Linked DNA regions of Homo sapiens: region 1 is linked to region 2. The links are chromatin contacts, found by Hi-C or POLR2A ChIA-PET in ENCODE. All regions are on one chromosome and are shown on one strand. Each heading gives the region's core, a stretch centred on a gene start or an enhancer-like site at or near the end of the contact. The rest is flanking DNA. Distances are from core to core; before and after follow the strand shown. Region 1 holds the start of WASHC4 (WASH complex subunit 4). Region 2 holds the start of WASHC3 (WASH complex subunit 3).

The links. A loop is a pair of places that touch in the nucleus more often than their neighbours do. ChIA-PET counts read pairs that join two places held with the same protein, here RNA polymerase II (POLR2A). Pooled maps may share reads with other maps.
Region 1: a map of CD4-positive, alpha-beta T cell shows a loop between it and region 2 (11-fold over the local background). The contact joins the promoter of WASHC4 here to the promoter of WASHC3 in region 2. A Hi-C loop is called at or near these places in 3 of 168 maps with a recorded cell type or tissue (CD4-positive, alpha-beta T cell, CD8-positive, alpha-beta T cell and naive thymus-derived CD4-positive, alpha-beta T cell), 1 of 37 single-sample maps with no recorded cell type and 9 of 50 pooled maps. POLR2A ChIA-PET finds 5 or more read pairs at or near these places in 1 of 52 experiments (GM12878).

The regions. Positions count from the first base shown.
Region 1 is chr12:105,106,288-105,113,223 of GRCh38, forward strand. It overlaps WASHC4 (WASH complex subunit 4), which reads left to right and starts at 1,444. Exons shown (of 33, transcript NM_015275.3): 1 at 1,444-1,574; 2 at 4,838-4,977. The coding sequence starts at 1,514. LOC414300 (a long non-coding RNA gene) reads right to left here and starts at 1,355. Exons shown (of 2, transcript NR_121211.1): 1 at 501-1,355. RefSeq lists silencers at 1,253-1,532, 1,743-1,992 and enhancers at 1,553-1,712, 3,551-3,710.
Region 2 is chr12:102,059,496-102,066,706 of GRCh38, forward strand. WASHC3 (WASH complex subunit 3) reads right to left here and starts at 2,496. Exons shown (of 7, transcript NM_016053.4): 1 at 2,417-2,496; 2 at 1,753-1,851. The coding sequence starts at 2,467. RefSeq lists enhancers at 2,155-2,204, 2,215-2,414.

The DNA of each region.
Region 1 (6,936 bases), core at 194-2,693, 3.0 Mb after region 2:
AGATTAGTGTATTTATAGACTCAAATTTTTCTGACTTGTAAGTTCAATTTATCACAATGAGCTGCTGGGAGATTAATTACAGTGATTTAATGCAAATGTTAAGAATCCAGGAAAGTCAAACTCATGGTCACACAGAAAGTACAGGAAAAAAGTTTGTCAGCCATTAGACCCTAAGGATGCCTGTTCTTTTCAAGATTTTTTTTTTCTTTCTGAAATGCCCACTAAGTCTGCCATAGGGTCAGAAAGCAATTTTCTTACATGTTTTATAGTTTCTGCATCTAGCCTGGTGCCTGGTACCCAGTGGGCACTCAATAAACATTTAACTCAGGGCAGATCCAATGACCTCAGAAGAATGCTCTTCAATAGACCTTTTGCCTACATTGATTAGTTCTTTTCGGTACTTTTTAAGATTACAAGAGTAAAACCCTAATAAATTCTCATTGTTAAGGATTCAAAACACATAAGTAGACACATCAAAACTTGAAAATCCTGTTACTCACCAACACATGCTTTTCCCCAGGTAACCACCGTCCTCTGATTTGTCTTCCTATGAATTTACATACACGTAGGCACATACGCGTTTGTATAACTTAAAAACATAAATGTAATCACAAATACACATTACTCTGCAACTGTCTTGTGTCGGTTGTTCATGCCATTATAAATATATTTCATCTATTTTAGCAGCTCTTCAGTGATTCGTAGTATGGATGTATTGAGCTTTATGTAATTCACTTGTAATGAACATTTAGATAGTTTCCTATTAAAAACCACGTTGCTATAAATATTCTTGTGCAAATACGTGTATGCATGTAGAATTTTACACCGATCCCGATTCTCCAAAAATCCAAATTGCAGGTGGGATCATTTTAGAATGTACTTCAATAGCGTTCTTCATCCTGCCTCGCGTTTTTAAAAGGACTGAGTGGAGAGCGGGGAAGAGGTCGTAAGATCCCCTGTTAGGGTGTTCATAAAGTAACTTCTCCTCTCGCACAGAACGTCTTGACTAAAAAACAATCCGTACAGAATGTGCGGGAGAGCTGTAGGAACTCCTACGGTGGCGACAGAGAGGGAAACAGGCTTGTTGGAAGAAGCGCCTGGTCAGCGTTATCCTCGAGGATCATGCCTTCCTGTTAATTCCCCACCCCATCAATTCTACCTTTTTAGGTTAGACTGGGGAGTAACTTTCCCAGGTATTAAAAATCGTCTAGAGAGAGCAGGGCGAAATTAGAGTGCCGAAGTGGCTTGAGAAGCACAGTGAATGGTGGCGAAGCCCGAGCCGGGTCGCAAGACGCCCGCTGGCACTGCCGGCGCCATGGCGGCCGCCTTCGGCCACGGCGGAGGACTCGCTTTCCCAGGGGCCCCCGCGGTCGCAGGGGCAACGAGCCCGGCCGGCCCTCGCGAGCGGAGGCGGGGCCGGGGCCGGAAGTCACGTGCTGTGACAGTAGCTGGGGTGAGGCCGTCGTCGCCGCACGGGCTGGTTGGGGCTGTGTCTGTGGGAGGCGCCGGGGTGATGGCGGTGGAGACTCTGTCCCCGGACTGGGAGTTTGACCGCGTTGACGACGGCTCGCAGAGTAAGGGAGCTGCAGGGCGAGGGCTGCGGGTGGACGCTCCTTCGGCCCGCCGCTGTTCTGGGCTGGGCAGCGCTCCTGCGAGAGGGACGGCTGCGCAGCCGTCTGGTGCGGGACACTTCAGAGCCCTTGGGGTGTGCGAGGGACGCGCTCTCCAGCGTTACTTTCGGGGTTGGGGTCCCAGCCACGGCGGGTCAGGCTGCCCGTTCAGGGCTCGGCGTGTGAGGCGGAGACTCTCCTGGGGAGCCTGCGGTGCCCCGCGGGGAGCGGCGTCCCCCTTCAGCTGCCCCGGGGCTTGGGCGGGGCGCGCCCGGGAGGCCCAGCGGCCCCGGGATCCCAGGCTGCTTCTGTCTCTGGCCTCTTGGGGATTTCGCCAGATTCTGAGCGTTCAGCTCTGGAGGACGCTGATGTCTGGGTTCCTGTTTCGGTTTCCTGTTTTTCTTCTTTTCCTCCCAAATCAACTTTTGCAAGTTTGGGTGTCTTTCCCATCGCGTTGCTATAACCGTAGAAGGGAGCGAAAAAAGAACTTTTCACCCTGCGAAAATAAACACGTGAATGTCATTTTATCATTTTCCAGGCCTTTTATTTATGCTAAGTGATATTTTTCAGTGATGTTCTGCAGTTTCCATCGCAGTTATAAAGGCTTCAAAAATTACAGCAAATCTTCAAATTTTGCTTCACAAGATCGAATTGTCTGATTTTAACTTAGAAGTCTATCCCGAAATAAACAAATTGTGTTTCTTTCAGTAAAATATTGAGGCCAAATTAATTGTAGTGAAACTCTACTTGAAATAAATACAAGTTGGCAATCTGCTTCTTATCTTTGGTCATAGTAATCTGTGTAAGTGATCTAAGAGAGATTGGAGCATGCTGTTTGTGATTTTTTTTTTCCCTCATAGTTTTCCCAAAAGGTGGAACGTTGCTTTTAAAAATTCCGGATGAATTTTGCTTGATTTACGAAGAGAGACTAATGCCTACAATGTTAGATGAATTAGGTTTTACAAGTCTCTCAGAGAAGAGTGAGCTACATCCAGGATGGGTTGCAGTTTTTCACAAAACATTCCTGAGGTCAGGAGTTCAAGACCAGCCTGGCTAACATGGTGAAACCCCGTCTCTACTAAAAAATAAATAGCTGGGCTTGGTGGCGAGCGCCTGTAATTCCAGCTACTTGGGAGGCTGAGGCAGGAGAATCGCTTGAACCCGGCAGGCGGAGGTTGCAGTGAGCCGAGATCGCGCCATTGCACTCTAGCCTGGGTGATAATAAGGTATTAGCTCTTATGCAGCATAAAAATTAACCTTGGAGATAATGACAAAATCTTTTAATTTTTTTTTGTGGAGGGGATTCTGTATTGTTATAAAGTGAACTGTACCTTGTCATATATGTTTTATGGACAAAGATGACGAACTGGTATCTTCAAAAAAAATTGGAATAGAGTTATGTTAATTGAGTTTGAAAATGGTTCAGCCTGGAGTAGAATGGTCTGATTCACTCAACAGATATTTTCTACAACCAGTGGCTGTGCTAGATATTAGGGATAAAAAGATAAAACAAGGAGTGCAGTCTGTTGACAAAGATGAGCATGTTAAGTAGGTTTTTGGAATTTTTACTCTTAAAAAATTACCATGTAGTTCTTATCTCAACTTTTGTTATTTTAACTTTCACCAATTTTACAACCGTTTATTGTCAGCAAGGAACTTTTAATGTTATTTTAGGTTTTCTGTTTCCTGTTTGTGAATCCCTGAACATACTAAAGGAGTGATTTATTGGCGTGGTGTTTCTCTAGCATTGTCTTTTTTTTTTTTTTTTTTTTTCGAGACAAGGTCTCACTCTGTCGCCCAGTGCCGTGGCATCGCCACGGCTCACTGCAGCCTCGACCAGCTGAGCTCAGGTGATCTTCCTACCTCAGCCTCCTTAGTAGCTGGCTGATTTTTTCTTTTTAAATTGGGATAGAGACAAGGTTTTGCCATGTTGAACTCCTGGTCTCAAGCGACCCACCGGCCTTGGCCTCCTAAAGTGTTGGGGTGAGCCACCATGCCCGGCCTAGCATTGTCTTTAAGAAGTCATTTGCTGGTCAAATGCAGCTTTGACTGGTCATTTCCTGTGTAGTTGAGAATAAGACAACTATTTGGGGTTCTGAGAATCTGGGCAGTCTTATATGTAAGCTGTAGGGAAGAGAACACCTCCCTGTGCTTGGCGTTCATTAATTTTTGGTCTGTGAATCATATCTAGACTAATTGTTTTCCAAAATTGCCTAGATTAATGCTATAATAAGACAGAAACCTTAATGAACTAAATGGATTCACCGGATTTAAAACTTTATGTGGTTGAAGAATAAAGGAGAGTGGGGGCTAGGTCTTTATACTTTAATACAGCATGAGTCAGAACACACTTTCTCTTACTTGCTTCACATTGCTAATTTGAGGAGAGCAAATTTTTACCTTTTTTAGAAGACAAAGGTTGAATAAAGTTATTCATATCAATAAAAGAAACTGAGTTGGAGTTGAATTTGTTACCTTTGGGAACAAGTAATGAATTTTTATGTGTAACGTGAAATACTTTGACGAATAGGCATATTTTAAAATCCAGCTTATTCCAATGATTCCTTAAAGTTACCTATGAATGTGTTAATTCTGTGAAGAACAGCATAGTATTCTGTAGTCAAGCAGTGTTCTTTGCTGGTTTTTCCAACTTGATTATGACAGTTAAATAATTTAACAAATATCTTGGTTAAATTTTAGACATTATAGAAATAATATGCTCAAGCAGGTATAAAACCTCCATTTAAAAATATTTAGGTGTATTATTAAACATTAGTGTGTATAGAATTAAAAACTACATTTTTAAGTGTTACTTCTGTGACAGACTGTTTTTTTCACCTTCAGATCATGAATATTTGTTTTTGCAAAAGAGTTGTTCATGACTAAAAGATAGAATCAGGACATTGAATTGTTTAAGGCACTTTTCAGATTGGTTCAAAGCCCTCTATTATGGGGGTAGATGGGCTAGTGGCTTTTTCATAATATGTTAGGGTTTTAAGGTAGTAACTTTATATATGGTAACATCTACTGCTTTTAAAATTATTTCGTGTATAGAGAAGATTGAAAGCTGAATTGTTGTTTAACTTTGGAACTTTATTTTCAGGAAGTCCAGACATTCCAGAGTAATAATTAACAGTGCTTTGCGTGACTTTTGAGGTTATTTGAAGTAAATGTCCTGCAATTCATTACTTGCACTTATCACATACTGTTTTAAAATTTAAACTTAGAAATTCATGCCGAAGTCCAACTTAAGAATTATGGGAAATTTCTTGAGGAGTATACCTCTCAACTGAGAAGAATTGAGGACGCTCTGGATGACTCAATTGGAGATGTTTGGGATTTCAATCTTGATCCTATAGCATTAAAGGTTTGATTTGATTTTTTAAAAATATATGTATATATTTTCTGGACATACTATATCCTGAAAACATAATTTTTTAAAATGGAAAAAGTATTTTTATTTGAAATCTAAGAACAAAATGAAAGTTGGAGAAAATTGTTAATTTCCTTTTCTCTAAGCCATGCAGATGTTTTTTAAATGTGTGTGTTTTCTGTTTAAGAATGACAAACACACAGCCTTTAGTGTCAAAGAATGACACAAACTCCAAGTCTTTGAGCTTGCCTTTGATTTTCATTATTAAGAAAATGAGGGCTGGATAGAATATTCAGGCTTTGTTTTTTCTTGATTGAGACTATTTTACATAGAGTGAAATGCAGATACTCTTAATTTTGCCAAACACTTGTAACTCATATCCCAATTAAGATAGAGAATATTTTCACCATTTCTGAAAAGTTCTCTCATGCTATATAGATGTTAATGTGTGAGTAATTTTTTAATGTATAAAATACATTACTCTTTCCATTTTGAAATATTTCTTTTATCTTTAAAATTAGTTTGTTACCACTTGAAAAATAATTTACATTTTATTGAGCACTTGTGTATTACACACTGTCCTAAGTCACACACTGACTTGTTTTTATAACAGCTTTCTTGAGATATAATTCATATATCATACAATTCACTCATTTAAATTGTATAATTCAGTTGTTTTTAGCATATTCACTGAGTTGTACAACCATCACAACAGTCAATGTTAGAACGTTCTCAGCCCCCAAAAAAGAAACCATGTACCGTGTGATAATCAACCCCCAGTTCATGCCATGGCATACCTGCCCTAGGCAACCACCAGTCAATCTACTTTTTATCTCTATGTGTTTGTCTCCTCTGTACACTTCATATAAATGAAATCATACGATATGTGCTCCTTTGTTGCTGGCTTCTTTAACTTATGTTTTCAAGGCTCATCTATGTTGTCACATGTTTTTAGTACTTTCTTTTTTTGCTGTTGCTGAATAATATTCCATTGTAAGGAATGGATAACCACATTTTATTTATCCATTCATCAGTTGATAGACATTGGATTTTTCTACTATTTGGCTGCTATGAGCATTTGGGCACATGATTTTGTGTAGACATATATAAGTATATTGTATATAAAATGTGTGTACATTGTGTGTATATTTTATACATATGTATATATGGGAGTGGAAATCCTGGGTTATGTGGTAACTATGTTTAACTTTTTGAGGAACTGCCAGAATGTTTTCCAATATGGCTATACCATTTTACATTACTACCAGCACTGCATGAGGGTTCCAGTTTCTCTACATCCTTGCCAGCCTTTATTGTCTTGATTATATTCTTCCTAGTGAATGTGAAAGCTCATTGTGGCTTTGATTTGCATTTCTGATGGCTAATAATGTTGAGCATCTTTTCATGTGCTTATGGCCATGTGTCTGTTTTCTTTGGAGAAATGTCTGTTCACATCCTTTGCCCATTTTTAAATTGGGTTATCTTTTTAGTATTGCATTATAGGACAAGTATTGACTTTTAATTCCCACCACAATCCTATAAAGTAGATACAATGTCATCTCCATTTGTAAATGAGAAAACTAAGGCATAGAAAAGTTAAGTAACTTAGTCAAGTAAGTGACACATTTAGTTAAATAATGAATATCAGGCAGCTTGACTCCAGAGCCTGTGCCCTTATCCAATACCCTGAACTGCCTCACAAATACTTTATATATTTGTAAACTGAAATTACTTTCCTTTGACTTCTTTTCTTGCAGGCTGGATAGACTTAGTCTTACTTTAAAAATCATCCCCCCCCAAATTTGTAATTGTCTCTTTTTGTTCCTCAACACTTCTGTGAGAATCATTGTATGTAAGTTATAGGAACTCTACTAGGAAACTGTCATTCTCAACCTGTACTATCTCTGAGGGTAATAAGTTTCATATATCTGTCACTTGGCATTAAGTAATACA
Region 2 (7,211 bases), core at 1,246-3,745:
AAAGAGTGACTCATGAGGCTTTGATCATAATCTATCAATAAATGAGATGACTATTGTTTTCTTTGATCTAGTTGTCAGTAAACAGCTCTCATTCAAGAACCATTAGGCACTACAAAGGTGAAGGGCTATCCCTGTTTCAGGACAGCTCAAACAAGTTGCTTTCATAGGTGTGTTTACTTGTTGCTTTGTTCTTTATTTTTCAGCTTGATGATAAGGGCTATGGGGATAAGAGTATTTGCTTCTTTCTGCTAGTAATCCTGGGACAGTCCCTTTCCAGATACTTCTCCATCTTGCCCTGGTATAAAAATCGAAGGGTGAAAACCTTGGCTTACTGGTTTTTATTCAGTCAATTTTATATCCTAAATTATTTAGAGAGATAGTAGGAACGAAATAAAACTGACTGGAAGCAAGCACCTAGTTTCTGGCCATTAACATATAAAACTAAATTGAATTAAGCCCCTTACTCTACCAATTACTATATTTTACTTTGTCTTAGAAGGCAGAAGAAATGTTGATAATTAGACAAAACAATAACTGGAATTTCATACAAGTAAAAAATAGTTTTCCCATCTCCATGCAATTTTTATTAATAGTAGTAACACACTTAACAAAAACTCTAATTGCTAAGGCTATACCTTACATAAGACAGAATGTTCAACAGACTTACTTGTGAATATCTAAGTCCCATAATTTACTTTGCTCTTTCCTTAAATGCAATTTCAACCCATGGTTCCCATTGTCTTCCCCATCCTCTTTTGGCTTTTTAAAAGACAGGGATTCCCTGGATCCTGGATCTAGTACCTAATCCTCTTTTTTAAAACAAAAACAAAAACAAAACACTGAGTTTCTCTGTTGTCCAGTCTTGTCTCAAATTCCCGGGCGCAAGTGATCCTCCTGCCTCTGCCTCCCGAGTAGCTGGGATTACAGGTGCGCACTGCTGTGCCAGTTCTGGTACCTAATCCCTAGTTGGGTACTTAATCCTTACATCACAAGTCATTTGCAGAAAATATTTTCATTTCTATAATCATATTTGATGCCAAAGTTATGTTTCTAGGCTATCTCCTCTAGCCATCTTTTAGATCCAGAATGTAAAATAAATTTAAACAATGTGGTTTTGGGGTACGGGAACGAATGACAAATTGCAAAATAAAAACTGTTTTCAACTGTGAAATTTTAGAAGCCGGGCGCGGTGGCTCACGCCTGTAATCCCAGCACTTTGGGAGGCCGAGGCTAGTGGATCGCCCAAGGTCAGGAATTCGAGACCAGCTTGATCAACATGTTGGAACCCCGTTTCTACTAAATATAAAAAATTAGCCAGGCATGGTGGCGCATGCCTGTAATCCCAGCTACTCAGGAGGCTGAGGCAGGAGAATCGCTTGAACCCGGGAGGTGGAGGTTGCAGTGAGCCGAGATCGCGCCACTGCACTGTAGCTTGGGTGACAGAGTGAGACCCTGTCTCACAAAAAAAAAAAAAAAAAAAAAAAAAATTAGATTTCCTATTGTTCCCTTTAATCGCAATAAGCCTGACTGACCTATCTCACAGGGACCTCTAGAACACTAACTCAGTAGAGGAGGGGTGCAGGATTGATTTTAACAGAGTAAAAGAGAACCTAAGATGTGTTAACACAATTGGGTGATGAGAGGTCACGGTACATGAATAAAGACTGTAATTCTTGTTTTACTCCATTTGTCAGTCTCAGCAGTGAAAGGTGATTTCCAGGCGACTCTATAAACCAGTATCACCGGACCTACCTCCTCACAAACTGTAGAAAAGCGGTTGAGGAACTGTACAGTGTGCACCACAAATTGGTTTAGAAAAGCCACCGTTCTTTTCTGTTGAATAGCTGGCACCTGTGTTACGTAAAAACAAACATGGTTCATACAGGAGGAACGTACACAGTGCAAATCTTTTCATATTTGGACATAATCACGAGGCACTTTGCTGTGTGATATGAATTTCTTGAAGGACTGGGAATAGTCATTAACTTGTTTCCTAAGCTGTGGGTGGGGTGTCCGAAGATGACAGAGGTGCACAAAAGTTTGAGAACAGGCTCTAGACTCACTGGTACGAATTTTGGCAGGCAAAAAGCACCACACATAAACACACACAAAATCTTGGGGGCTGAATAAGAGGTAGGGCTAGCTATCGCAACCGGCGTGTGTCGCCGGCGGCAGAGAGACAAGCGAGATGGGAAGCGACAGTTGGGAGATGCACACCGTCTCCTTAATCAGCTCAGGAGGGACCCCATTTCAAGGTGGACTGTGGGGCTCTCCCTCCTGAGGCCCCACAGGCCTGTCACAAGGGCCCGAGGCCGTGACAGGGTGGGGACTCGGAAGGTGGGTGTCTCCCCGGAAAGCTGCGTCTTCCCCATCCTCCTCCCGGCTCGTCGGGAGTCTAGCACCGTCTTTTACAAACCTTGGTCAGGTCTATGCCTGACCCCATGAGAGGAAGCCCGTCCTCATCCATCTCCTCAGCGGGCGGTGGACCCCGAGTTCACCCACAAACCCCTCCCAGATGGGGCCCGCCCAACCCGGTAATCACGTCTCAACTTTCCCCCCAAGTGCCCGCCTCCGGGGCCCTTCCCGCCGGAAGAAAGCTTCTCCGCTCACTAATCACTCGGCGGCTTCCGGAGAGCCCGCCTCCTCGCTCGGCATTCTGGGATTGGTAGTTTTAGTCCAGATTGTGACGTCAATTTCGGGGTGGCGCGCGGTGGTGCAAGGATGCAGTTAGAGCACTGAAATCTTAGAAAGGAGGCAACAAAACAAAACAAAAAAACAAAGCCAGAAGTTGCGTCCTTTTGAGGTTATCCCTACTTAGTCCTGTCTGTTATATAATAACTCCGTCATTCCTTGAGCAACAATTTTTTTTTTGTTGTTGTTAATCCTAAGTGCCATATACTCTGCTAGGCTTTTACTGGGAAAACAAAGATTGAGTTTGATTGCTGCACGGGAGAGGTTTATGCCCTGAAGAATGAGAAATAAGACCTACTTCCAAAGCGTGTGTGTGTGTATACACACAAGTTCTCGCTATTTCCCCAGGCTGGTCTCGAACTCCTGGCCTCAAGCGATTCTCCTGCCTCAGCCTCACACGATTCTCCTGCCTCAGCCTCACAGAGTGCTGGGATTACAGGCGTGAGCCAACGCGCCTGGTCTTCCAAAGGTTTTTAAAACATGAAATAAAATGTCAACTACTAGATGTGAGGCACAAACCTACGGAAGTGACTGCCACTTACAGGGAGCATCAAAAAGATGAAGACCAAGACTGCAGTGGGCAGTTTTGTTTTAAAGATGGGGGGTCTCGCTTTGTTACCCAGTCTGGCGTGCAGTGAGGATCATAGCTCACCTTAGTCTCAAACCCTTTGGCTCAAATGATCCTCATGCCTTGGCCTCCCTAAGTGCTGGGATTATAGGTGTGAGCCACTGGCACCTGGCCTGTTGGTTTGGTTGAAGCAAATAATCCCATAAATGGAGAATGGTAGGAAATGAGGTAAGAGTGTTACTGGTGGAGGGTGTCCAGGTTCTTTTGAACAAAGAATTGGACAAAACGCACAAATCAAGGAGAGAATGAACCAACAAAAGCAAAGATTCATTGAAAACCAAAGTACGCTCCACAGTGTACTGGATACAGAATCTTCTTAGGTCCAAATACCCACTAGAGATTTCCCATTGGACACTGGTGTTCTCCTCATGCAAATGAAGTGGTGGCCCACAATCAGTCTGATTGGTTATGGAAAGCAACCAATCAGAGGCTGAAGTAAAATGACAAAGGTCATACTCCTATACAAACATCTGATTGGTTGTGGAAAGCAACCAATCATTGGCTAAAGTGATGTTACTTAGTTGCACTTCTATGCAAAGGAAGATTTGGCCCGCAATCAGTCTGATTGGTTGAGGTACTTTCAATTTCCATCTGCCTGTCAGAAAAGGTGGGGATTTGCAAAGGGAGTAGCCGCTGGTCCTTTTGTTACTTAGGTGTGGAAATTTGGGGTTTACCTTTTGATTTAGTTCTAGGAAGTCAGCGTGAATCGGCGTTAGGTTCCCTGCCTCCAGACCCTATTCTGCCTCAGGAGACGTAGCCAGAAAATTTTCGTTTAAGGGCCTTTTATGCCAGATTTGATACTATAGTCCATGTTTATCTAATGTGATTCATAGGCCATCTGTAGCAATTATTTGGGTGTGGGTGGTGTTTCTTAAAGTTGCACGTTGCCCAGCTTAACCTTAGCGTGATCACCTTCTCCTGATTGAACTTTCTTAATTTTTCTTTCAGGAAGGCAGATCTTCTCTGGTTTTCTTTGTATCACTATGGTCATTTCCTTTCAGTTTCTTTTGCTGGTTGCTTCTTATGTCCCCAATCTCTAGAGTTTCTCACATTTATATATCTAACCCAGACCTTACATTGGAAGCCAGTATAGCTGAAGCAGAGTGAGCAAGGTGGGGAACTGAAGGACATGATGGCTAAAAGTTATGTGGAGACCTGATCATGCAGAGCTTTATGGGACATCATAAGGACTTTGGCTTTCACTCTGGGTATGATGGGAAGTCATGGAAAGATCTAGAGCAGAGAAATGATGGGAGCTACAGAAGAGCTTTTAAGCAGGGGGTGGCATGATCAGAATTGCATTTCGGGACATTCTGTTTGGTACAAGGTAATGAATGTGACTTGAGGGTAGGTGGCTGAACCTGGAAATGTTGCATAGGTCTAACAGTCACTCTTTACTCCATCCTCCTTTACATCTAGTCATTCATCAAATCTTACCTCTTCTACTTCCTAAGTAGTTCTTGAATCAGTCTGTAACTCTCCATCCTTACTGCCATATCTCAAGTTCTGTACAACACACTTTTGTGCCTGGGTTACTGCAATAGCCTCTTCCTGCCTCCATTTTGTGTCTCTCCAAGCTACTCCACACATTGTAGCCATAGTGATTTTTAAAAAGACAAATCTGATTATATTACTCAGGATATAATTTTGTTCCCCATCTCCCTCAGATACTATGCTCACAGGTCCTCTCTGTGGCTCTTGGCCACTTCTTTAACCTTACCTCTCACTGTTATAACTTTCTCCTTAGCCCCAAATAACTTCTTTCAATTCCTGGAATTGCTTGCTGTGTGTGGGTCTTTCAAGATGTTGTCTTCCCTCTGCCTGGAACAATCTCCCCTGCTTCCCAACAACCCCTGCCTGGCTAACTCCTACTCATTCTTCACATATCTTCTCTCCTTTATCCTTGGTTTTCAAGTTTGAATATAATGTGCGTGGGGTATGGGTATGGTTTTCTTTGTATTTATCCTGCTTGTAGTTTGCTGAGCTGCTCAGATCTGTGGGTTGGTGTTCTAAATCAAATTTGGAAGAAAGATTTTTGGCCATTAATTCTTCAAAAAATGTTTTTGTCATTTTTCTCTTTTTCTGGGACTTCAAAAATACTTGTATGTTAGACTGCTTGATTTTGCCCATAGATCACGGTGCTCTGCTCATTTCCCCCCAATCATTTTCTTTTCTCCCTGTGTTTCAGTGTGGATAATTCTTACAAACCTATCTTCAAGTATTTTCTAGTTTCCAATTTAACTATTTTCTAGTTTCCAATTTAGTTCCAGAACTCATCTAATAAGTTGATTTCAGATGTATTTTTTTCTAAAAATCTGTTTTTTAGAGTTTGTTTTTCTCTTGAAATTCCCTTCATTCATCTTTTCCTCTATATTAAAAAAACCAAATTTATAAGTTTTTAAAAAGTCCTTATCTAATAATGCCAATTTCTGGTTCATCTATGTGCCTGGTTCTATTGACAACTTTTTCCTAATTATGGGTTATGTTTCCTGCTTTTTAGCATGTCTTATAATTTTTAATTTTATTATGGACATTGTGAAAAAAAGAACAAAGTTCAGTGAGAAATGGAACATTCAGATTCATTCACAATTTGAATTGAGCTGATGCTGGGCTGCAGCTTTAGATTAAGTTTACCTGCAGTTAATTCAATTCAACCTCCTGCAAAGGACTGAGCTCTTGGATCTTGTCTGTGTTAGAGAGGGATGGGCCATAGTTTCAGATCATTTGGTTCACCTTCGGATTCAGCTTCAGCAGGGCTCAGGAATCCAAGCACCATAAGAATGTGCAAGATTTAGTGAATTCTACTTACCGAAAACATTTCCTCCATTACTGCTTTCTTAGCAATCTTAGGGGTAGGGTGTAGGCCCAAGTGATTTATTTTCGTGATTGAGGTCCTTCCAGACCCAAGTCTGTCTCACCAGCTTGTAGCAAAGTCTTAGCCACTTTCTCCTTAACTCTGCAAAGTCTCCTAGAGTGTTGCAGGCTTGTTCTTCCATCTACTTGTATCCAGACCACGCCCTTCTCCCTGGGCATGGCAATGCCACAGCTCTCTGCTCAACTATGTTCCTCCAAACATAGGCATGACTATAGAATTTATTTCATTAAGGTCTTACATACATGGCTTTTCAACAGCCCCATAAAAAGTATGATTTTTATCTGGTTATTTCTTATTACCACTAAATAAAAGGCTTTCATGCATCTTTCTGTATTCGAACTAGTAGCAGAAGTCTTAACATTCCATCCTTAGAGCTTTCCCAAAGCCACACAGATTAGATTAACTGTTCTTACATGCTTCCATAGCATTCTCTGCTTAACTCTATCTTAGCACATATAATTGCCTGTTTGCTTGAAAGCCTACTATATTACCAATTTAGGGCAGAGTCTCTGTTAGTTCACCATTAAGGTCCTAGCCCAATGTTTGTCCTATAGTAAACACTAAGTATCTTCTGAGTGACATTTGGGCTTAATGAATCTTGTACTTCCACATCTTACTTGATATTTCATTAACCTTTGATTTAGGTGGGACTCATAACTCTGGGTACTCAATCAGTCTCCCTGAGCAGAATTCCCCACTGGTCAGCCTAGCCTTCTTCTCTAGAGCCAAGACAGGCTCCCAGCCAGGAGAAAAATTAAGACAAACCAACACAGCAACTTCATGGTTATAGTTATGTATAAGTAGCAGGCATTTATATATGTGTATGTGTGTATATACATGTATATGATATGGTTCTATACACAGTTATGGGCCACAAACCATTTCATCAGTGATGGACTACATATTAGAGGATGGACCTATTATAGTAAAAGGTATAAGTGTTTTTCATACATCTTTTCCATGTTTAGATACACAAATACCATGGTGTTACAATTGCCTATAGGATTTAGTACAGTA